5 separate regions of the Homo sapiens genome follow, and all the other regions are linked to region 3. A link is a loop called in an ENCODE intact Hi-C map of the cell type or tissue named here. Cell type or tissue: mammary epithelial cell. All regions are shown on one strand. Region 1 overlaps TSHZ1 (teashirt zinc finger homeobox 1). Region 2 overlaps ZNF407 (zinc finger protein 407). Region 3 overlaps ZNF407 (zinc finger protein 407). Region 4 overlaps ZNF407 (zinc finger protein 407). Region 5 overlaps LOC105372201 (a long non-coding RNA gene).

What was found. A loop is a pair of places that touch in the nucleus more often than their neighbours do. Peaks named below come from ENCODE experiments on the same cell type or tissue, not always from the same donor. Only the 100,000 strongest peaks of a DNase experiment are listed, where the experiment ranks them.
Region 1: a loop joins it to region 3, with 14 times the contacts of the local background. A loop is called at or near these places in 9 of 110 quality-filtered maps.
Region 2: it touches region 3 in a loop (2.9-fold over the local background); 19 of 110 quality-filtered maps call a loop at or near these places.
Region 4: a loop joins it to region 3, with 3 times the contacts of the local background. A loop is called at or near these places in 10 of 110 quality-filtered maps.
Region 5: a loop joins it to region 3, with 13 times the contacts of the local background. A loop is called at or near these places in 30 of 110 quality-filtered maps.

What each region holds. Positions count from the first base shown.
Region 1 is chr18:75,245,037-75,250,036 of GRCh38, forward strand. All of the region lies in intron 1 of TSHZ1 (teashirt zinc finger homeobox 1), which reads left to right. Among named protein-coding and RNA genes, the nearest start is that of TSHZ1, 37 kb to the left of the region's middle. In mammary epithelial cell, no CTCF peak of the experiment used is centred here; a DNase peak (open chromatin) is centred at 2,805; H3K4me3 peaks cover 2,066 bases; H3K27ac peaks cover 2,341 bases.
Region 2 is chr18:74,649,504-74,654,503 of GRCh38, forward strand. The region is part of intron 3 of ZNF407 (zinc finger protein 407); the gene reads left to right. Among named protein-coding and RNA genes, the nearest start is that of ZNF407, 54 kb to the left of the region's middle. In mammary epithelial cell, a CTCF peak has its summit at 3,073 (motif pointing right); no DNase peak of the experiment used is centred here.
Region 3 is chr18:74,893,760-74,898,759 of GRCh38, forward strand. All of the region lies in intron 7 of ZNF407 (zinc finger protein 407), which reads left to right. Among named protein-coding and RNA genes, the nearest start is that of ZNF407, 300 kb to the left of the region's middle. In mammary epithelial cell, a CTCF peak has its summit at 2,836; DNase peaks (open chromatin) are centred at 2,862 and 4,412; H3K27ac peaks cover 293 bases.
Region 4 is chr18:75,038,672-75,043,671 of GRCh38, forward strand. The region is part of intron 8 of ZNF407 (zinc finger protein 407); the gene reads left to right. Among named protein-coding and RNA genes, the nearest start is that of PTGR3, 170 kb to the right of the region's middle. In mammary epithelial cell, a CTCF peak has its summit at 3,075 (motif pointing left); no DNase peak of the experiment used is centred here.
Region 5 is chr18:75,476,881-75,481,880 of GRCh38, forward strand. It overlaps LOC105372201 (a long non-coding RNA gene), which reads left to right. Exons shown (of 3, transcript XR_935637.3): 3 at 1-1,666. Among named protein-coding and RNA genes, the nearest start is that of SMIM21, 52 kb to the left of the region's middle. In mammary epithelial cell, a CTCF peak has its summit at 2,322 (motif pointing left); no DNase peak of the experiment used is centred here.

The sequences.
Region 1 (5,000 bases), 350 kb after region 3:
AGGAGAGAACTCTTTTAAAAGTTAATGAACGAGTTGCAGTGGAACCCTATTAGATTTTCCTTCCATTAAATGCCTGCTACAGACTTCTAGTGGATGTTTTAACTAGGCATTGTTATCAAAAGGACTATTGCACAAATTAAAACCAGGCCCACAATCTATGAAGAGAAACCGGATTGACTTTTTGCCTTCAGGTAAAAAAGAAAAATGCATGGAGGAGTTGAACTCCACATTGGTATTTTTAGAAGTTGGATGCGGGAAATAGCCAGTGCCACCTGAAGCTGTGGAAACAAACAGGAGCTTGGACTTTGCAGGCATACCTCTTTTTAAAGTGAAGACATTTTCAGGAACCCCTGGATTTTTAAGGGTATGTCAGTGTTAATTTTTAACTATGTAATTGGTATTTTAAATATCTTTTTAGTTTGTACGATGCTGCTGTGCGTGTCCCATTTTTAAACCTGTGGAGCTCTCTTAAAAGGAAAAGGTCAGGCTTTCCAGGTGCCCGCTGCACCAGACGTGGGCTGTCTCCTTGCAATCACCGCAAGAATGGAGAATTTTTAAAACTGCCAGATTTTTAGTTTCTTGTTTTGTTCTGATTGATTTTATTTTAGCAAATTTACCCCTTTGTCCCTGTAAAATTTGCTTAGTCAAATGACAGATTTTGTGTTTCACATCCGGGAAGTCGTTGTCTTATCCAGGCAGGTCCTGGAGTGTTCTTCTATTTCTCCATCCACAGCTTTGTGATAAAGTCACTGTCAGTTTCTATCATAAATTATTCATAATCATGGTGCTTAACAAAAGATGCCAAGTTCTCAATGGATGCCCACTCTATGTACCATAACAGAAAAAAAGTTGTGTTTTCTTGTACTAAGTGTTGTTCTGATTAGTCTTAGTGTTAAATCTTGGTTAGCACTTGGCTTTGACTTCCACAAATACAATGCTCTGAATCAAATAAGTGCCAGGGGAGCGGGCTTCCCCTCTCCCCCAGCAAACACCACCTCACCGCCCTTCCAGGCACGTCACCAGCACCGAAGCGCCTTTACCTTATCAGCGTGGATTCAACCAAGACCTGCGCTTCACGTTTTGCTTCTTGAAAGCCAACATTTTGAAAAGAAAGTCAAACAGAGCATTTGTTAGTTGGGCATTTCCTACGAAAGACCAGCTCCAGTTCTTTGGAAGGAAATTGGCCAGATGCATGCACTGTTCAGGGCTTGTCTTAGTGCTAAAATGTAGCTAACGTGTGTGGCAAAGGTGAGGAAGTCCTGTGAGCTTCATAGTGGGAAGCGTCTCTTCTCATCTCAGGGCAGTGGGGATGACGATGGGGGCCTTGGTTCTCTGTTCAACCTCTGATGGGGTGTTTTTGGTTTCTGGTGTGTGTGTGTGTGTGTGTGTGTGTGTGTGTGTGTGTGTGTCAGAGAGAAAGAGAGAGGTAGGTCATATCCCTGTATCAGGTCCATCAAAACACACCCCAGTGCAGAACTCTTGATCCCTTGATTGCCTGCAAGCTCACAGCACACAGTGATAAGTGAAATCTCTGAGAGTAGATTTAATTTTATGAGCTGTATTATCCAAGAATACTAAGCCGTGGAGATCATGCTCAAGTCATGGGGTTTAAAGGGGTGATGGCTTCAGTTCTCTGTGTGGGGGAAGAAAGCCTGTGGCCTTTTTTTGTTTTTAGGCACAAAGCTAGTTTAATTGAAAGAATAATTTGATTTGCTGCTGCTACAGCAGAAGAGCTTGAGATGTGGCAAATTTTCTCTCCTTTCACCCAAACTCAAGAATTTAATGCTAGCAGGTGAACTTCTGAAGGCTGCTATCAAGTAGACAGAGACAATAACTGTCTTAAAAGCAGAATTTTGTCAATATTTTTTGCTGTGGGCCAAAGAACATTCACAATAATGGAGTACTAAAGCCCTGCTTGAAAATGCTGTAGAGGGAGCGGGAGTGGAGGATTTATTCCAAGTTTGAGCCTGCAGTGTTTTGGTGGTATATATGATTTCTGAATAATCTTTTTGCTCGAGCAAATGGAGGCACCCAGATATAATTTTCTGTTCAGGAAGAGCATTTGGTAGGCATTGCTACCCAGGGTTGCTGAACTGGAAGTGCCCTAGGCTGTAGTTTCTTTTCAGTTGCCGCATCGACCCACCACCGACCGTACACCTTCACCAAATGCCAGTGTTTTCTGACAGATAAAACAGGAGGTGGAATGGCCAGGAGCAGGCCATGCGGTCAGGGCTGAGGCGGTGGGCCTGCTGCTGGGAGAGGTACCCCAGAGGGCCACACTGCTCCTGCCAGGGGGGGCTGTGCCTCTTCTCTCAGTGAGTGGAGTCCCTTTGCCCTTGGTTTTAAATATGCCATTTCACCATGCTTTTGTAGAAAGTTGGTTAAACAGCAAATTGCACAACCCACAAAATGTAATGGCCTTTATGACTTAAAACAGATGCTAGATTCAGTTGCGTGAATTGCCTTGCCCCTTAAGTTATCTTACTTTGAAAAGAACGATTCCCTGAAATTTCACTTTGGAAAACACTGTTTCCCTCATTCTGCTTATGAGAACTGGTGCCTACATTTTTAATGCTATTGCAGTAAAGCGATTTTCTGATATAGATAGAGGTGAAGCCATTTTTGTAATTTTTCCAGTGTTCTCCGTATTTGGTATAATTAGAAGGGAGAGACGGAGGAGCAGTCACACACTCATATGTGAGCACACACACACTCACCCACAGCAGAGAAGCACAGCTTTGTCCTTCTTTTGAAGTGTGAAAAATATCAGTGACCTTATCATTAAATATACTTGTTGCTGTATTTATTTGAAATGTTCAGACCTTACTTTTTTTTTTTTTTTACTTCCTGTTCATTTTAGTGGGAAAGGGTGATAGCAAAAGATTTTATTTATTCAGAGCCACAGTGCAGGCAAAGTGAAAGTAAATCCTAGGCTTCCGGTGCATTCAGAAACCACAGTAAGAAAGCACTGTTTTCTCAAATATAAAGATAAGCGCACTAGCCAAATAATTTTTTTGAGGAGGTTGGAACAATAGAAGCCATCTAGAACTATTATTTGAGGCTATATATGAAAAATATATGTGAGCTTACAAAAATGTTTCTCATACTGGAAACTGTATCCATCAGGCAGACAAGACTTTCATCATGTTTATAGACAGTGATAGCAATGTAGCTCTGTCATAATATCAGTGGCCTCAGTAATTGTATTCTACTTCAAGTATAAGGTTCTGATTCTGGCGCAAGTTAATAATTCTGTTTTTACTGAAGACTTTTTCCCTTCAGAAATATCATATGATGAAGTTGCCTGTGGAAGGTGATCGAAGTGTATTCACCCTCAGGTTCATCTGGAAAGTCCTAGACTGTGGCCCACATGTTTCCTTCACGCTCACCTTCGTGTGTATTTCAGGCATTACCTTGTGATTGTTTAGATACTCTTATCATTATACATAATCCAAGGGTTATTTATCGTAAGATAGACTGAGTAATGCTGAACTCACAAATATGGGGCTGAAAATGTAAACACATTTTTGTAAATCCAATTGACAGTTAATTGGCCCACATTAATGGAGAGTTGAAGTGAAAGAAAATAGAAAACCACAAATTTCTAAAAGAAATTTTTCCCCTCATTTGGAATCCATTTTATACGTTTATTGGAAGCTAATGTTTCAGTTAACTATGACATATAGATATACGTTTACTTGCCTAATTATACTTGCTGTTAACAATACATCATGTGTTTGCCTGTGCGTCCAGCTTTGCGAGTGTGATGGTTTAATTACCCTCTGTGGTGTCTGCACGCTCTGCTAAGTCTTGTGTGGGGGAACGGTTAGAAATAGCCGCAGAGGCAAGGATTTAGAAGCTGGTGTGCCGTGAAGCCATAGGGTCACCCACCAGCAGCAGTACCAGGCGAGCCACCTCCGCGTGGGAGGAGGCCCAGGTGTCTGCTTCCTAACGCGGGGCCTGAGCCGGGCACCCTGGGGTGGAGAGGCTTGGATGGGAGCCCCAGATCTGGGCCACTGTGGTCCCTGGGCTACTGGGGGAAAGCCAGGTCCTTCACCGCCCTCCTGCCTACCCGGGGCTCTGGGCTCCAGGCCGTGGCTGCTCTCTGTCCCTTGTCCCTGCGGCCACCCAGGCCCCACCTGCTACCCGGGCAGGCTGCTCAGACACACATCCTTCCTAGTGGTCTTCCTGCAACTCCTCTGGTGGAGACCCCGGAGCCACACGGGTTGAGAGCCCTGGGTGCCTCGCCTGCCCCCACGGGGTCCTGGGGAGAGGATCATGCCCTGTGGCTCTGCATCGCTCTCACCCCTGTGGCGGGTGGGGGCAGCTGGCCTTCTCCCTGCCCTACCCCTGCAGTAGGTGGCGCAGGGTGCAGGCGGGTGGGTGGGGGGAACAGATGACTTCCTCCTCATCTAACTCCTGCAGTGGATGGGGGTGGCTTTGGTAGGGGGGAAGGGTAGGTAACTTCCTTCTCATCTCACCCCTGAAGTAGGTAGGGGCAGGTGACCTCCTCGCCATCTCACCCCTATAGTAGGTGGGGGATGCATGACCTCCTCCCTACCTCACCCCTGCAGTAGGTGTGTTGTGTGGGGGTGACTTCCTCCTCCTCAACTCACCCATGCAGTAGGTGGGGGACGTATGACCTCCTCCCTGCCTCACTCCTGCAGTAGGTAGGGGTGAGGGTATGACTTCCTCCTCCTCACCTCACCCCTGCAGTAGGTGGGGGGAGGTTACTTCCTCCTCCCTGCCTCACACCTGCAGTAGGTGGGGGTATGACTTCCTCCTCCTCACCTCACCCCTGTAGTAGGCGGGGCGGGGGTGACTTCCTCCTCCCTGCCTCACCCCTGCAGTTGGTGGGAGGTGCATGACCTCCCCATCTCACCCCTGCAGTAGGTGGGAGGGTTGACTTCCTCTTCCTCGTCTCACCCCTCCAGTTGGTGGGGGGCGCATGACCTCCTCATCTCACCCCTGCAGTAGGTGGAGGACGCATGACTTCCTGC
Region 2 (5,000 bases), 240 kb before region 3:
TAGTCTGAAAAATTGGAATGTGTTTAAATATTAAAGACATTTTAGTATTCACCACTAAAATTTATTTTAAAAATAGGGTTTTAGAACTTACACTGTTGCCTGGTCCAATCCATCTAGTGGACAGGTAAAGAAATTTGGGTCAAGAGCTTAAGTGACTTTTCACAAATGGAGACAAGAACCCAGGACTTGTGACTCTCGGGTCAGGGCTGTTTCTATTTTATCCCACTGGCATTCTAATTAGCTTTAATGTAGCTCTTAAACTTTTCAGTCTCACTATTTTTAGCTACCATTCTTTTTAACAAGGGAAATAATGGACACAGGTTTAAGCAGCAAAGTTAATTAATTGATCAACATTCGTCCATTCATTTTCAAACATTTTCTGAGTGCCAAACGTGGGAACTCTAGTTTCAGTAACCAACAGTGGTGAATCTATTATAATTCCTTTTGAGTTTAGATGGTCACTTCTATCAAAGGATAGAATTAACTATTAAGTGATGAAGATACACAAGCAATTTGGGTATTCATTGTGAGGCAACTGTTTTCTCTTTTCCTTAAGATGATAGAACATGGGCAATGTGAATTATATCTAAAATCAGCTGGATTGTCAAAAATAGCATTTCACTTTATTTTGTATTAGGAACAAATAATCGAAAATGTCTTTGTCATAGTCTGTTTGACTAGTGCCCATTGGCAGAATAATTTTATTTCCCCTGCCACCCCTCCCTGCTGTCTCTTAGTTCTTAGCTGAAAAGTTCCTTTTCAGCTAGTATCTGATGGACTATATGGTCTCTGTGCATGGTATCGTTTACAATTGTTGGTGCTTACTTAGTCTGCATCATGTAGCACTCCTGCCTAGTCACTTTAAGGGATGCAAAGACTGACAATTTCTTTGTTTTGAATTGCTGCAGTACTTCAAAAGAAGCCCCATTGAGATTTAGAGACTTGTAAACATTGAGAGAAACGGAGCACCTTTCTGCATCCACAGACAAGTTAGGTTGATGACTGCTGTGTTGGTGTAGTTCAGCAGACATCCTGTTAGTCACTCTTTCTAGGTAGTTTGGTTGACAGGGGTCTGCACTTGGTCATACACTTTAGGGTGGGCTCATGTATGAAACAGGCAAACTCACAGACTTTGCAGGTTCTCTTTGTGAGAGAGACAGAGAACACTTACATAGGGCCTAGGTGGCATTTTTGAAGTATTCATGGAAGGGGTGGGCCACGGGAATATTGTTTGTTACCCCAAAGAACACATTATCTTAAGGTGTAGAAAAAAATTTACTGGCTTTATAGTAATGTCATAACAGTTTCACTGTAATTAAATATTTTTGCACTAATGATTATACTGTGATAGAGAGCATAATAAATTATTGAGAACTACATTTCCATTTCTGTAGTGGAGGGGGCAAGAAATTGCTATATATGTGTGTGTGTGTCTATCTATCTATCTATCTATATATAAATATAATATTTCCCCCCTTAGCTTGGTGGGACTGTAGCTCAAGGGTAAAGATAGAAATTTTGGTGTTTATGTTACAAAATTATTCTTAAACAACCCATTTAAGTCTTTCTGGGTTGTTTTAGTCTTGATGTGTTAGAGAGTGATAATTTTATGCAAGTTATGATTAAAACCCTGTTACTGTCATCCTTAAAGAGCACATTAAAAATACCCTGTTTGGAAAATGACAGTTTTAAAAATAGACAAAATTATATGTTAGTTATGAAGAGCGATGGAATTTATTGAGCCGAAATGTTTTGAAGGAGATTTAAGAATCTTGCACTTTGGGAAGAAGTTAATGACTGATTAACAACAGCAATTAAAAGATGAGGAAAAGGTATATAATTAAAATTGCAGTACTTGCTTTGTCAAGTACGAGTGTCATCTATTGTGTACTTGTTAAAAGCTGAAGAAAAAGAAACCAGCATTTAATTTCAGCCCGGTTTTGAAGAAGAGGCCGATAATTTGCCTGTAGATGCCTGCGTGAAGGTTGTAACTCATGTTTAAGCGAGACTGTGTCATTAGAAGTTCACAGCCATGTATTTTCTGTTGACAGTCATCGACAGAGAATATTTGGCAGTCAGAAGTAATTTAACTTAATTAATGGGATGCATATTTGATGGAGGAATAAAATATTCAGGCTCAGCAAAGTGGAAAAAAGGAAAGATTTAGTGGGAGTAAAAGGTTGAAGAATGTAATTTGTGCATTCATTCTGCTGCTCAGAATTATGAATTGTCTTGCAGAGATATAAAGCCGAGGTGATCCTTAGATGGAAATGTGCTGTCCCTCAACAAAGAGAGCAATCAAGATGACAGTTCATGATTTAATTGATGCCAGAGTGAACTTGCTCTAACAAATAGGGACATCACATTATTTTGAAAACTCTGCTGGAGTAGTTAGTCGTTGGATTGTTAAATATTCATTGTAACTTCAATGTTATAGCATTGCTGTGTCTATACTGAGTACAGACCAGTGAAATCTGTCACAGAGCCCTTAATCTCTCCTGTCAGATTTTAATTGACTTCCTGTAGGTAAAGATGACTTCATGGAAAGTTTGCTCAAGAATTTGATATCATCAAGTAGAGCAGCTTTTCCATTCAAGTACAGTATAGTCCCCCTTTTTTCTACCCTTTTAAAGAGGCTTTTGAAAATATTATTCAGAGCTATAATGTAGGAAATCACTTAAAATTACAGCAGAAAAATATCTAAAGATCAAAGTTAAGTACCTTTTTATAGCGTTGCCAAAATATTCAGCATATTTCTGTTTCCTATCATTATCTAAAACACATTTGATTGTTGGAAGACAGCAGTATGATTATATTTCTAGAAATAAAGGGTTTTAATACTTGCTAGGGTTTTTATTCATCGAGCAATTTCAAAATACATCGTAGCCTTTTCCTGTTTAAACTAAATATAAAATAAAAATATATATCATGGAAACGTTACTGTGGAACTTACGGTATTTTAATCTTTATTATTTGTTTTTGCTTATTACATGAATATTGCTTATATTTTCCCCCCATGCTGAGAACTTAAACTAAGGCAGTTAGATGTAAAAATCATGAAGGACCAGCAGAGGGCAATATTATGTTACTCTAACACTTCTACTGGGGTAAGTTTTGTGATTGAAACAATACAAAAGGTTTTCAGGGGTGGGTGCTATATTTTTCTCCATTAGTTTCATATTACAACTTCCCGAGGTGCTTCCTCCCTTGGTCTGAAAAATCAAAACAAAGAACTATTGGCAAAACTTTCCTAAGTCAGAACCAATGCACATAACACAGTTTAGTTTCTCCTTCGGTAAATTACATTTTCTCAGTTTCAGTCACCTCTCACATATAGGGTATGTTAGGTGTTTATAGCTGATCATTAGTGAGTTTGGAATAAATTTAAGCTTGCATTTCAAATCAGTCATATAAGCTATGACTGGACATGTTCCATAAAAACAAGGGAGGTTATTAGCAAAGCTTGCTAGATGTGGATTGGTTGAAAAACGGAAAATTCTAGAGATTTGAAATTTATTAAACAATTTATATTTGACTCCACACCCTATGTTCTGTATTTAGATTTTGTAGAATTCACTGAACATGGTTTGTGTGATGTGACATTTTGTTGAACCAAATTAAGCCTATCAAGATAGCCATAGATGTCTGTGGTAAGGAAATTGATGTCATTGCAGTTCTCTTGGATATATGGTTTTCCAATCAAAATATCTAGTTGCTATGAAGTTTTCTGTTTGGCTATTGTAGATTATGCTGTTTTAGTTGCAGGGATTTCAAGTTGAATCTCTTTAAAAGTTTATTTAAGCGTCATATTCTCAGTTGTCTATATTTTGAGTAACAAAAGAATATTGTGTCCATTAAACCTGCCATTTGCCAACTGAAGTTAGTAATAGTAACTTAGGTTTAAACACCTAGAAAATGATGGGCCTTTTTATGTCTATGGTTTATAAAATTATAATTTTGTAATCTCAGTATATTATTAATATATATTTGCAGAACTATTGTGAAATATTACTAACCATAAAAGTTGAATCTATTTTTGACTCAGATCTTTAGTATAGGGACAATGGGTTTTTAGCAATTAAATGCTAAATATATTTAACATGTATCGATATGCTTATATTTATTGAATCTTCATATATTGATTCATAGTGATTAGTTTCAATTTCAGTAATGTCTTTTACAAAATAGCGATACTACAAACTAACATGTTGGAAAAAAGCTCATGCTTATACATTATTTAAAGCATCAGTAGATTATCAAAAACTAACGTAATTATGCACACTTAGTGTTTCCTTATGATAACTTATTGAAATGATGTATGCTATTTGAAATAAAATGATGATTTTAGCTATTTTTTAGAAAAAAATGAATTGACATTGTTGGCTTATGTGTTATCATGAACATGCTAATATATTATTCATTGGACTCCTTTTTTTGAGTGAAATTTATGTCCATCGATATAATTTTAATGAGTGCTCAATTACAGACTTTTAAGTATCAATACTTCAAAATATTTAGTTTTACATTAGCAATAACAGACATGAAATCGTTGCATTGACAATCGTAGGTCTTGATAATTCAAGGAATAATTCTGCTGCTGATCATTTCTACTAAAAAAGAGAAATTGGTAGTAGGCATACTATTAGAAATTTGTTATTGAAGGACCATTTGAGGAAGTATAAAATACAGGATAATATTTTAATTTCTTGACATCAAGAATGACCTTATTATTTACCAGTAGGTATAGTTAGTCCTATTAGTCTCCCTCTAATCTGATTAAGGCAGTAAACATGGCAGCACCTCTGGCATTTAAGTAGAATTATTATTTTTAATGGTTTTTCTGACAGAAAAATAAAGGCAATGTTTTGGCCAGACTTTAAACAAATTTCTTTGATTTCATTTCTATGAAAATTCTTTCAGTGCCAAACTGAAAAATATAGTGCAAACACTGTGGTTATACCTCTAGTTTATAATTTGGTAACTAAAGGAACTCACTTGCC
Region 3 (5,000 bases):
TTGTTTATTTTCATATTTATCTCACTGGTTTATTTTCATAATATTTTACTGTTCAAAATATTTAACTTCTAGTTTTATGTTTTTATTTGTATAATATCAATAGATAAAAATTATTCCTGTGGAGTATTCCTATATTTGCCATTATTAACACTTAATCTGCAGGCAGCTTACCATCATTAGAAACTGAAATATTATTTAAGTTTCATTTGAAAATGTATTTCTCATTTTATAAATTGAACATTAGTGGAGAAATACTAGTAGTTATAATTATTCATGAAAAATACAAATATAGATTTGTTTACAAAATAACTTTATAATTGGTCTTTTGAACCTGAGGCTATTTTTCAAGTTTGCATTATTAATTTAGGCAATGACATCTCATTCTATTTAAATGTAAACGTGTACCTCCTTCATTAGCTTTTACTGTCTAAAATATCCAAAAGTCTAATCCATTACAAATCAGTATATTCAATCATTACTCCAAAACTTTTTTGCCATTAGTTACTATTCGTTATAAATTCAAAGCACAAATTGGATTCATAGAACACTGGTCTAGAATATTATTTCTGTAGCAAATTCTTTAGATTTGTTTCTGCATTAAAATGAAAAAAAATAACATTTTTCTATGTTTTTATTTTTCTTTGTTACATGTCACCTCTGTATTAATGAGAATGAAATAGAAAAAAAATTAGTGTGTTATAGTAAGTAAACGTTGGAATAGCTTAAAATTCCTACTTTCCAAAACATAGGGTTTTTTAATATTGAACTACATTGTGTTTCACTCATCACATTGGCTTCCACATCAGAGTGGATGTGTTTCACTTCAGTGGCCTCAACTGGGCTTTTGTTTATGTGAAACTTATTTCTTCCATTTCTTCTCTATGATTTATAGGGGATATATAATAAATGCATATTAAACAGTAAAGCACTGATAAGTCATGAAAAGTAACACAGAAATACTACCTGTAGTATAAAAATATTAAGGATAACCCTACATTGCACTTTAAATGTTAATTTAGTAAATTGCAGAAAACTGAAATGGCAAGCCAGACTCTGACAGTTTTATCATCTGCATATTGTGTCTCTATTATTGAAATTGGGATAGCATCAGTGTTCCTTCAGACTAGTTTTGGCCAGAGTTTTCCTTAACTGTGTCACTTCCTTAGTACTTCTAACCTTACATACCCTTTTTAATTTTTTTTTAACTATCTACATCTTTCTCTATTTTTCTTTTTTATTCATTACTTGACATCATAACCCTGAGTAGAAAGTCTGTATCTCGTGGAGCAGAAGAATAGAATCTGCAGTCCCTGCCTCATATTGAAGATTTACCTCGTCATTTTGCTAAATTTGTTGGAAATACACTTTGGGTATTTTTCCCCCTACTTATGGCCGATATAGCTCTTAACCAGTGTTAATGACTTCTACAAAGTACTTTTTCATCTTAAGAGGTTTTTTTTTTTTCTTTTTTTGGTGAGGGGAAGTCAAAAGATATTTCAAGTAATATTGTAACTCAGATAGTGATGCTCAACTAGAAGTGTGCTTACATTTTGTAATAGTCTCCAGTGTCTCTTTGATTTCACATCTAAACATTTTGTTGAGTATTTCTAATCAAATTTCTCAAGTTCTTACATGTGTGACTGGCACAGGGCAAATTTGCTGTTCTTTACCACCATTTGATATATGTATCGACATCCTTGAAAATTTTTGCCAAACATACTTTTAATTTAATAGAATTTTGTCTGAACTTTGCATATTGCTGGAAGCATTTTTAAGGAAGTTTTAAGATGCAATGACAAAAAAAATTGTATTTATAATTTTCATTTCTCCTGAAAGTTGAGTTTAATTTTTTAAACATATATTTATCTAAAATATCTCAGTTATAAAACATGTTTTTCAGGTCATAGATAACAGTATACATTTCTATACAGTTTTCTTGTATAAACACTTTATGTTGATAATGCATAGCTAAGTAATAAGGCAAGCCTTCTTAGATACTGTGGCATTAAGAATTCAGTATACAATGGGATTCATTGTTCTGTTCTGCCACTTGTTTCAGCAGCCTCCTGAGTTAGGGCGACTCACTCCACAGGGAATAATTTTCTTCTTTTGGATAATCTCTTCAGAGACTTTCAGTTTTCCTTTTGCTTCCTGTGCAGGCTCATAGGCTGTACCACAAGAAGCAGTGGATAGAACAAATGTGGTTTTGCCCCTGAATACAGACAATGAGAAAAAATAGATCTTGATCTCTGTAGCAGTATATTGTATTTGCTGAGAGAAGTGAAATTATATATACCAAAATGAACAGTACACAATCTTCCAGAGAATCAGAGGTTTCATTTATTTCTTTTGGGTGATTTTGAAGTTCTTAAAGAATAAAGGGATCCCATAAAAATAATCAAAATGAAAATGTCTAGAATTAATATTAGATATAATTGAGATTTGAAGCAGTTTGATCAATGCCACAAACCTGGTTTGATCAGAACAGACTTTAAATCAAAACTATTTTTGTCATTTAAAGTACCAGTCAACACGTTTCCATTATGTCATTTACCTCAAGTCTATATGTCTTTATATTTTACTCTATTGTAACTGCCAATCTAGTCGATGGAATAAAAATACAAATGTCCCAGGCTGAAAGATTACTTTGAAAGCCTAAAATTCCAGTTACTTTCCAAACTTTTCTTAGGCTAATAATGATTCCAAGGCCTTCTTCAAATTGTGATGAATTTCTGGAAGACAAATGTGTCCCCTGAACTGTCTGTGCAGTGCTTGCTCCTGGTCAGATCGCCCCTTCCTGCTTGTCACCTGCACACAGTTCAGCCAGCCACAGGTAGATGTCAGTGTGGTGGCTGGTTTGCGAAACTGTTTTGTCCTGGCAAGCATAAAGATTGCTTTGAAAGGTTCTCCTAGCTTGTGTCATGATGACACTTTATACCGGTGTACTCCCTTTCACGTGGAGTAGAAGTTCCTGGCAAGTTTAGGTGGGATTTTTTTGAGGGGTTCCCTAACAAAATAAAATGAATGTCCTCTTAATTGTATCATCTGTTCAGGTGTTCTATAATGAAGTGTGAATGTTGTACTATGTGTTAATCTATTCTTCCTTTTTTTCTGACAATTCTTTGCAGCAGAACTTGAGTTCTTCCTGAATGAAATATTTCCTAGTTTTCTCTGCCCATTTCATTAGTGAATTTTATCTCATCAGTTCTAATTTTTTATTTGGTTTTGTATTTTGTATAATGTTTTTTATCTAGTGTTACTTTCATATTCAGCTTGCTTTATTCATAATTTTCTTTCTTGCCCTCTAACACACAAGTACATAGGCTTTTTAAAATTTTTGTTTTCAGCCTAAGAGGCTCTGTGCTGATATAGCACAAGCATTTACACTAGGTCTTTAGTTAACATTGTTAAATTTTATCTTAAAAAACAAAACAACCTTGTTTAAGTAAAAGATCTTACAAACTTGAAAACAAATAGATTCCATAGCATTAAAAATTATAAATTGGTTCACATGTCTTTAAAAGAAAAAGAATCAGAGATCCTACTTTTTGTTGATCAGTTACAAATAAGTTGCTTTGTTTGTTGATGTAGCTTAAATAGGCATTGGGATCACAGATTAATTAGAAGAGTCATTTTGAACACAAAGTGACCATGCATTCCGTCTGCTATCTCTTTAAGTAGAATCCAGATAAACATGTTTATTAAACCTGCTGTTGTTGAATCGCAAATCCAGTCATTATAAAAGGACCAAAGCTATCTTTGGGGATGGTCTTTCTACAAGGAATTACTATGGACAGTCCCTTGGGTAGTAGTTAGATATATCTGTATATATTGTGGAAGAAAGAAAGGCCTTAGAGATGAAAAAAATAGAAAATTTTTTTTTGGGCAATAGTCTCTTGCATAATAAGTTATTCCTTAGACACTAGAGCTATTATCAAACAACAAAACACTTTACTATGTAACTATCTATATCTTCCAGCAATAGAAGCTCATACAGTGTAGCTTATTAGGAAAACTCTCTAATCTCCAGGAGGAGCTGACAGAAGTCACCTATGCATCCCTACAGTGTGGGGTTGGATGTAGACTCAGCTGTGGATCTGAGAGAAAATAACCCAATTTTTGCAAGTACTATTGGTGGAAAATAGCAACGACAGAATAACTTTGAAGTATATAAAAGTTTGTACTTTATGTACAAATCAGTTTTCACTAATTTGGTCAGAGTGCTAAGATACTAGTTATTTCATTTTATTTTCAGCTTCTTTGTTTCCACATATTCTGAAATATTGCCTGTCTGGAGCCTGTAGAAAAAATGTGAAAGACAGAAAGACAAACTTTGAACATTTGGAAAATGGTGATGCCGTCGTTTTTATGAAGCAGAGGAAGACAGAGCAGCTTATGTATCAGCGTGTCTGACTCATTCCACTCCCTCTAGGCATAAGATGCTGCCTTCTGTGTGGTAGCATTTATTGTGTATATTTTGGCTCATCCCTAAGAATTTCTTTAAGACAATATTATATCTTTTATAAATTTTACATCTTTGTCTTCTTAATTAGGGAATGTAGCACAAATTTTTTGTTGGATTTTTTTTCCTATTCATATTATTTTCGTACTTAACTACATTTATTAGAAGTTCTAGAAAAAGAACTACTTCTGAGGTTTTGTTTTGTTTTGGTAAAACAATGTTGCACTGTTGCCAGCTGCAGAACTGCAAGTGAGCAATAATTCAAATAAATTAGAATTCCTTATTCAATAACGCAGTGTGTAACCTGATACTTTTCTCTGTGGAGAATTTTAACCTAATATTAATCTTTCCTCTTTAAACTTTAATCTCTTATTTTTAATTATTATGGCCTGAATCTTTGTAAACAACCTAGTCCTCATTTTGTATCTTTAATATTAGCTAGGGCACCATTTGGAGATCTCTGTGTAGGTCTTGAGTGTATGTTGATTAACTTGACATGGTATTTTCTTTCAGTACATTTTGTTTCTTCATCTTAAAT
Region 4 (5,000 bases), 140 kb after region 3:
AAACAGAATGACACCACCATTAACAATGGAGAAGTGCCTTTTCAGGGGTTCGCTTAGAAACTTAGGAGTTAAACGTGTATTTAAAATCCATGTTTCAATTACTGTATCACCTAATCTTCCAAGCATACACATGGAATACTGTTCCTTTGTGTGGCAGCTGTAAAAATCCTAAGCAGTTTTTACTGTCAAGAAAACTCTGAATAAACAGGGGCTGTTAACTTAGGCAGATATCTGAGGTTATTTGGTGGCAATCAAGAACTCGCAGCACTTCAACTAATGGGTTATGATCAGAAACTGTTCCTAATAGCCAGCTAGACGGATCTGAATATGAAGATTTCTATAATTTTGTTGTCAGCTTGTGATGTACTCTAGTGCTAATTATTTGGAACAATTATGTTTTCCTAATAACAAAAGAAGAAGCAGTGAATTAAGCAGGCTTACCTTCACATCTTTAGATAACAGTTTAAATGCACTTGCCATTAAGAAATAACATTTCTTTTTGCCTTACGGAGCCCTAATTATTTAAGATGCTTGTCTTTTAAAATCTACCGCTTCCACTTCTTCTAAACCTGTTCGATGTGTCAGTTTACACTGATGATTTCAGTAACTAGTATTTTCTCAGTCTTAGGTTTATGCCTGTACCTCCATAGACTGCTTACTTCATTTAGTTATTCAAAAACCATAATTAGTGCAGTAATTAACGTGTGGATCCTTCAAAGGAAGACTGCTAGAATCATGGGACGTGTCTCATCATTCTTACTGATGTGTGGATGATAAAGAGACTGAGGCTGCTGTGACAACAGGACTTGTATTACTGCACAGTAACGGTGCTGCAGGGAAATTCAGACAGGACCTTGGTCCACAGAGCCCCAACGTTTGAAAAAAGTAATTATCCACACTGTTTCCATAATTCAGCTAGGTGTTATCCTGCATTTGCAGCTGTCAAATCATTTGTTTTAAATGTTTTTTTAAATATCTTATGAATACTTGAAAGTTTTGAGTTTTGCAGATTATCTCTCAGCCTATTTCTAAGCACAGGGGCCAAGCTTTTTTTTTTTTTTTTTTTTAATCCATTACAGAGTCTTTCCTGACAATTTATTTCAGGCATTTGATAGTAATTTGAGTTAATGCAGGTTATAGTTTCAAAATCATAGTCATAAAGAAAAAGCTCAATTTTATACATTTCCCTAGAGAATTTTTTTTTTTGGTTCAATCTCAGTTTTCTCATAAGCGGAATTTCTTGTTTTCAAGCTATGGAAATGAGTTGTATGCAGTTGAATTTGGCTGGGTATGACAGAGAGAGGTGCCGATAATGGTTCTGCAGTGCTCACAGCTACCTTGTTGGTCTCTCTCTCTGGTTCTTTCATTTAGAACGTTTGGCCTTTAACTTCCTATAAACAGAGGCCCATTTTTCACACCATGTCATTCATTGACATCTGCCCCCAAAATTCTGTGCTGCATTTTATCCCTCAGATAGCTCATGTGAACTGGGATGAAGTAGCTTTGATCACGTGGAGTGATGTGCATTTCCTGCCTAAAGGAATTTTTGTCACAGTCATGAGAATGCTGCCAATTTGGGCTTCTTCGGAGCCTAAAGTCCAGGCTGAAGTGTGAGTAGGCTGTTGATATTAGATACTGGATATTGATAGGGAACAGTCATATAACGAGAACTTTATTTCAATTGAGTGGCTACGGGTTGATTCCCCATGTTTAATATACTAAAAAAAGATACTGGGTATTGATCTGTGTTCAAAATGGGGTGGAAGATTCTGTCTTCCTCTAAATTTTATCAAGTGGAATATACCTTTATATTCTTAATATCTTGTCAGTGTGTTCCGCATTTACAGTACATCTTTATGTATTATACTTGTTGAGGTTGAATTGGCTACACGTGGTTTCAGCCGCAACATAATCAAACCATTAGGCATTCTGAGCTCATTAATAACTTGTAGCTGAGTGTGTGTATGTGATACTCTGCAGATAGACCCTCTTTGCCAGTTGGAACACAAAGTTGCCCACTGCGTAACTCTTTTCCTAAAAGATAAACTATCTAAATTAGCCTATATGGATGCTGCTACAGTTAATTAACTAAAAATTCAGTAAGTTTTTTTTTACACTCTTTCTAATACTTCTAATCCAGACTTCTAAACAACATTCTAATTTGTGAAAAACAGCTTTGAAACATGCTGTGACAAAGCACATGGAGAACGGTAGAGCTCCACGTGTGATGCCGGCCAGCACTGTTACTAATGCTGTGTCCTGCTCGTGAAGTAGGAATTGTTTTTTCAGAAGCTGCAATTACTTTGGTGGCAAGCAGTTCTGAAGGGAAGGAAGAACAAGGGTTCTTCCCCGTGTTAAGCATTGCTACAGGCCAAGCATGCACTACGGGGCACTTGGTGCAGTCTGTTCCTAATACTCGCAGTATCCCGCAAGGTGTCAGTGCCCTGTGCAATGGACGTAGAAACTGAAGCTTAGAGAGGTGGACAAGCTGCCCAGGCATATGTAGCTAGTTAGTGGCTAAACGTAGATTTTAAGCTAGATCTGCCTGAGTCTTAATGTCTACATAAAATCACATTCTTAAAGAAAGGGTAGCATTATTGATAGTTAAAAGCCTTACCACGTTCCTAAGTGATTGCCAGTTATTATTATGAAAAAGAAGACACTAACGACCATAGGAAAAGCTGTAGGGTTTCCCCCCTTTCTTCAACCATAAAAGAGCTAGCACTGTTGTCCACACACATGCACTTTCCGTCTCTTCTTACCTCTCACACACACACTCTCTCTCTCACACACACACACTCACACACACAGAATCCATCTAAACAAGCAATACCTTGAAATCCACTCCTACGATGTCTTTTTAGCCATGAGATCACTCAGGCCTAGTGGAAAAGTATTGTAGGTCTCTCACATTCGGCTGATACTGTAGCGCATGTGTGTGCATGCACGTGCACACACACACACACACACACACACACACACACAAACTGAGCCAAAAACAAATGTGCAGCTCTAGTGTAACTGAAGGATAAGTAGAAACTAAGGAACAGTGTTGATTGACCACAATTACAGCCACCTAGTGGACGATCAGCATCCCCATTTTTATATAAAGCCACATTCATTCAAGAGGTAGCTTGTCCTTAAACACTGTGTAGCCTGCATTCACAAATGTCAATACAAACACCAGCGACCGCCTCCGATGTCACAAATGTCAATACAGACATCAGCGAGTGTCTCCCACAGATGTAACACTAAGCCCAGCCTGGTAGAAGCCCATCTTCAGCTTTAGATAATTTGCATTTCATTCTTTTTAGGTATCTGATTGATACATATTTGGCCTTTCTGAATATCCCTTGCCCTTTGAATTAGCCTTGCTCATTTCTTTCCTTTTTTTTTTTTTTTCTTATTAACTAGAGTCAGAGTCTCACTATGTTGCCCCAGCTAATCTGGAACTCCTGGGCTCCAGTGGTCCTCCCACCTTGGCCTCCCAAAGTGCTGGGATCATGGGTATGAACCACCACACCTGGCCAGCCTTCTCATTTCTGTAACAACAGTAAAAGTAAAATGTAGAAGTAAAAGACAGTTCAGCCTTATGATTTTTGTACTTATTATACTTCAGAAGATTATATAAACCATAAGGTTTATATTAGATATAATTTTCATTATATCTAGAAAATAAATATGACACTGGACAGATCAGGTTTGTTTTCAGATGTGAAAAATAAGTCACTGAATTGGTCTGAATACCTAAAGATGAAGAAAAGAGTCATAATATTGTATAATTAGAGTCCTAAGAGTCTGTAGAGAGAAAATGATGTAACTGCCCACTGAATTTAGGAGTGCTCCACAGCATTTTTGACAGGAAATGATTGGCACACTCTTCTGTGCTTATATGGAGTGCATTTACTTTTTCTAAATGGAGATTTAATTTACATGCAGTAAATTTCATCTTTTTTAGGTATACAGTTGGATGTGTTTTGTCAAATGTTTGCAATCATGCAAGCACAACCAAGTTAGAGAACGTTTCCATTACCCCAAAAAGTTGCCTAGTGCCACTCTTCAGTAAATCTCTTCTCCTAGCACTCAGGCCTTGGCTGTCCCTATAGTTTTGTCTTTTCCAGCATGTCACGTCAGTGGCAGGTACCCATCTATTTCACTTGGCACAATGCTTTTCAACTTCATTCCCATTGCTGCACATCCACTGCTCATGTTCCCTCCTGTCACCAAGTCCTGTTCCGTCGCATGCGTGTACCAGTATGTTTGCCTGTCTCCTGGTGATGGACATTAGGTTGCTTCCAGTTGTGGGTGATTAGGAATCACCCTACTGTCAATGTTTGGCAACAGGTCTTTGTATGGGCATGTGTTTTCATTTTCTTAGGAATGGGGTCATGGGATGATGTGGTGAGAAATTGCCAACAAACTGTTTTCCACCATGGCTGTGCCATTTCGCATCCCCACCAGCAGTTCATGAGAGCTCCAGGTGCTCCGCGTCCTCACCAGCACTTGGCATGATCGGTCTTTTTAAAATTTTAGCCATTCTAATGGGTGTGTTGTGTATCTCATCATGGTTTTAATTTGCATTTTCCTAGTGACTGATGATACCAAGCATCTTTTCATGTATCCATGTGTAAATTGTTCTCAGTTTTAGAAAAATTCTTCCTCATAATGAGCTAAAGCAGTCCTCCTATGCTCTGGACCTGCACAGGTCATGTGCATGCCCAGCTCTACATAACAGCCTGCCAGATATTTGGAGGCTGTTTTCCTGTCCTTATTTCCACCCCTCAAATCTATCTTTGCCAAGCCAGCCTGCTTAGTTCATTCCTTTCACCTGCCTGCCTCCCTCCATCCCTCCCATCACTGTCCGCTTGCTATGGCTTCTGCACCAACCCTCTGGTTTCTGTATCACATCATTGTGGATGTGCTCCCATTTCTGCATCTCTATTAAACATGTTTCCTGGCACTGAATGCAGTGTTCTGCTTTGCAAGTGCCGTGTTGTCTT
Region 5 (5,000 bases), 580 kb after region 3:
TTGAGTGATGTGGGTGTGCCACTGAAGGGCCGTGGGTAGGAGCGGTGTGTTTTCTGAACACCTGTTACACCTTTATTACCCAGTTCTATGAAAACATGTATAACATAGAAGCAAAGCACTCATGCTAAAGATCGCTTCTGCTGATCCTTGCTGCCAAGATCTCCCTTACGGTCCTCAGCGTCTCTTCCCTTGACCAGGTTCTTCCTGTCTTCTTGGGCTGCTTTCTCTGTATTATTTTTCTCTTCTTCTTCCAGCTTATGGAAACCATTCCTACCACAATTTTCTCTTCTAAATTTGGTTTGATAAAACCAAATACTTTTCATTGTTTCACCTGCAGTGATCTTTTTCTTAGACTTTTGCATTTTGCATTCTTTTAGTTTTAGTATCTGTACTGGCATTTCTTATATAGAGGTCCTGTTCACACCATGCCCACATTCTACAGTGGATTATACACTTTGAATATCAAGCTCCAGCTATATGAGGTAGTTTGGGATTATTGAAAGGACACCAAGAGGCAGAATGGCCATGTAAGTTATTGTTCAAGTCAGGATACTTTTGAGAGTTAAAAAAGGCAAGTTAACAACATCACACCACGGATGTAACTGGGACAATTCCAGCCAAGAACTGAGATGGTCCTTTCTTTCCTCCTCTCCCACCCCATTCTCCTCCTTGTCCTCCTTCTTCTTCCTCCTCTTCCCCATCCTCCTCTACTGCCTGTTCATAGGGGAAATATACGTCTGTCTGTCTGTCTATCTATCTATCTATCTATCTTTCTATCTATTATCTATCCATCTCCCAAATGCAAACACTGAATCACTAGTCAATAAGTCTCATTATAAATGTTTGATGCTAGCCCAATGCTGGGCTCACTTTCTAAACTCCTAGGTAATTCCACAACAGAAAGAAATAAGATTTCAGGTATTATTTTATGTTTCTTATAATATTATCAGTATAGGATACTAGTTAAACTGTGGAGACACAGAGACAAATGGAGACTAGTCTGAATAACCTGGAGACAGTCCTCTCTCACAGCAAAGTAAAATCTGGTTTGGTGGTTCTGCTTTGCAAAGTTATGACGGGCTCAAGCTCTTCCTACCTTTTTGCCTCACTCTCCTGACCTGTTGTCCTCTCCACATAGCCCCAGATGACTCACCATCATATCCACATTCTAGCCAGTGGGAAGGGGAAATGGAGTTGGTAAAAGCATGTTCCTCTTTCTCTTGTGCACTGCAACTCTGCACAGTCCATCTGTTCTTACCCCATTGGCCAGAATGCAGTCACCTTGCTTCTACTGGCTGCAAGGAAGGATGGGGATTGTAGTTTTTCCCATGAGAACTCATATACCCAGACTAAAATTGGTAACTGTATTATCAAGAGAGAGTGGGAGCAACTTGGGGACATTGACAGTTTCTGTCACACTTAGCAATATGATGTACTCATAGAGGGATACACAATTCTTGCTGTTGTTGCCTATTGATAACTTCACTGTGTATTTTCTGGTCTTCAGTTTACCATATTGTGATATATACTGTGTACATGTATAGGGACTTCATTACTTTCACTCAAAAGCTCCAATAAAGAATCATGCAGTCTAGGTGCAGTGGCTCACACTTGTAATCCCAACACTTTGGGAGGTCAAGGCAGGAGGATCGCTTGAGGCCAGGAGTTTGAGACCAGCCTGGGCAACATAGGGAGACCCAATCTTTACAGAAAATAATAATAAAAAGAATCATGCAAATCTCTAATTGTGGAAGTGTTATTTTAGCAAACTACATGAAAAGCTTACGGGTTATACCATTCATTTCCTTACCATGACATTTTATTTAATTTAACTACAAAATCTCAAAGAGTCTAATACTTTCTGATGCTCTTTTCATTTTGTGCCTTTCACATTATAATTTATAGCTTAAAGCCACCTTTCTCAAAGTCTAAAAATCTGTTAGTCAATTTTTCCCTTTTTATAACCTTTCCATATATTCTGTCATATTAAAGAGATGATGAAGCCCATTATGGCCATTAGAATTCTGATGCAATTAAGTTTTATTCCACTATAAGTGACAGGTACTTGATTCCTTCTTGGAATGGGATAATTTTCTACAGGCCTGCAACTCTTACACCCTCGTTAATTTGCAAGGCTGTTTTAGAAAATATGTTGTCAGTGCTGAATGAGGTACATCTCTAACTTTGAACAAATCATTGTCTTAATGTTCTTCAGGTTATAACATCCATTTAAAGAAAAACCTCACCATTGTCCCCAGGAGAGTCAATAAAAATGCTTCTGTGCTTTGTTTGTGGACACTTAAATAATAGGAGAGCTCCCCCTACTGATTGACGTTAGGGAATTATGGAGGAGGGGCTAATCTCAGGCCTTTCGCTCTTGTTAATTTCTCTAATGCTCATGCACAGACCAAGATGAAAATCAAAAGCAAGCCTGTTTGACACTGGCTTTTGAAATGCTTAAAAACATCAGCATTTGTCAAGTGGAAAGATTTTCATTTCAAAGTTCTAACAGGTTATTATTATTCCAAGCAATGGAGAGTTAAAAAAGGTTGAACAACTATAATAATGGTGGCATCTAAGTGTGGGGAGTGATCAGGTGTTATTGTTTGTTTGCATAAAATGATATCACCTAGCTTTGTGTTGGGTTTGTTTAAGAAATGTAGGCTAATTAGGCCATACAAGTAACTTTGTTTTCTGAAAATTAATTAAGCTTTTGTGGCCTTACCAGGTTACAGGGCCAGGCTCACCTCCCACACAGTTGCTCTGGAGCTATGTAGGAGGCAAGCCTGTCTCACGCTGAACTGCCAGGTGATGCCGTCACGGGAAGAATGGAGTTTAGTAATGCTGCATTTGAAGTCTTGTTCAAGTCGTAAAATGTTGGATTCTATTTTTATTAAATCGCTTAAACTTTCAACATAGTGAAAAAGATTTATTTAACATACATTTCACAGGCCTTTTTGAATGCATATTTTTTGGGAAAAAATACAGCAGAGGACATTTCTATAACTAAAGCTACTGTCCTGAAGGGACAAAACAAGCGCGTTAACTATTGAGGTCCTATTGTTTCATCAGGCCATCGGCAGAAACATTGAAAATGTTGTATTTGTAGGGTTATGAGGGAGCTCTACCCATCTCCTTCAAGTAAGACAGACATAAATCCTCTTTATGATTCGAGAATATCGTATAGAATCTACATAAAGTCTTAGAGGCTGTAGAGAAATAGGTTTTATTGTAAGAACCCCCAAGTAGAGAAACCAAACCAAGCATCTGGAGAAGCATATGATGTAGTGAGCTTGACAAAAAAATGCCTCATCTATAGGAAGAAGGACTGTTTTTAGCAACCTCCTTTTTGTATCTGAACACTTTTTTAAAACAGCTCTATTGAGATGTAATTTACATACCATAAAATTCTCCCATTTAAATTATACAGTTCAATGCTTTTAATATATTTACAGAGTTGTGTAACAATCATGATCTGATTTTGGAACATTTTTCATCACCTCCAAAAGAAACCCCATGTCTATGAGGTGTCACTTCTTATCACCCCCTCAATCTTCAACCCCGTACCCATTAAAAGTCACTCCCTATCACCCCCCTCAATCTTCAACCCCAGCCTCTGAAAGTCACTTATCTGCTTTTGCCTCCATGAATTTACCTCTTCTGGACATTTAATATAAATGGAATAATAATATTTGATCTTTTGTGATTGGCTTTGTTTCATGGCATAATATTTGAGGTTTATCCTTGTTTTAGCATGTATAAGTAATTCATCTTTTTTTGCCAAATAGTATTCCATTGTATGGGCATACCACATTTTGTTTATCCATTTATCAGCTGAAGGACATTTGGGTTGTTTACACTTTTTGGCTGTTACGAGCAGTAGCTGCCCTCGGTCTTCATCCAGAAGTCTTTGCAGGGACATATGTTCTCATTTTCCTTGGGTAGTTACTTAGGAGTGGAATTTCTGGGACATATGGTGACTCTATATTTAACATATTGAGGAACTGCCCAAATGTTCTCCAGTGTTTCTGCACCTTTTTACATTCCCACCAGTAAGGTGGGTTCCAATTTCATCACATCCTTACCAACCTTTATTATTGGCTTTTTGATTATAGCTATTCTATTGGATGTGCAGTGGAATCTTATTGTAGTTTTGATTTGCATTTCCCTAATGAGTAAGGACATTGAATATCTTTTCATGTGCTTTTTCGCCATTTGTATATCTTCTTTGGAGAAATGTCTGTTCAAATCATTTGCCTGTTTTATGACTGGGTTATTCTTATCATTATTGTGTTATGTGAAGTTGCTTTTATATACTTTGGATACAGGTCTTTTATCAGATATATAATATTTTCTCTAATTTTATGGGCTGATATTCCAATTACTTGATGATGTTGTTTGACTCATAAAAGTTTTTAATTTTGATGAAGTCTAATTCATCAATTTTGCCTTTTATTGTTTCTGCTTTTGGTGTCACATTTAAGCAATCACTGCCTAACCTAAAGTTCCAACAGGTCACAGAGATTTACTTCTAAGTCTTTTTACAAGACATAGAAATTGGTTTAGTTTTTACAGTTAGGTCTATGATCCATTTTGAGTTTAGTTTGTATATGGCATAAGGGAGGGGGCTAAATAAAGCCTTATGCATGTGGATATTCAGTAATCTCAGCACATTTATTGAGGGGACTGTTTACCCCCATTGGCATCTTTATGGAAAATTAATTGACTATAAGTGTAAGTTTTTCTTTCTGGACTTTTAACTTTATTCCATTCATCAATGTGTCTATCTTCATGCCAGTACCACACTGCTTTAATTATTATAGCTTTGTAATAGGTTTTAAAATGGGAGAATGTGAGTCTTCTTTGTCTTTTTTTTTTTTTTTTTTTTTTAGCATTGATTTAGCTATTCTTGGTCCTTTGCATTTCTATAGGAATTTTAAGGTCAACGTATCAATTTCTGCAAAAAGAAAAATGGCCCCTTTTATTGATATTCCCTCTGT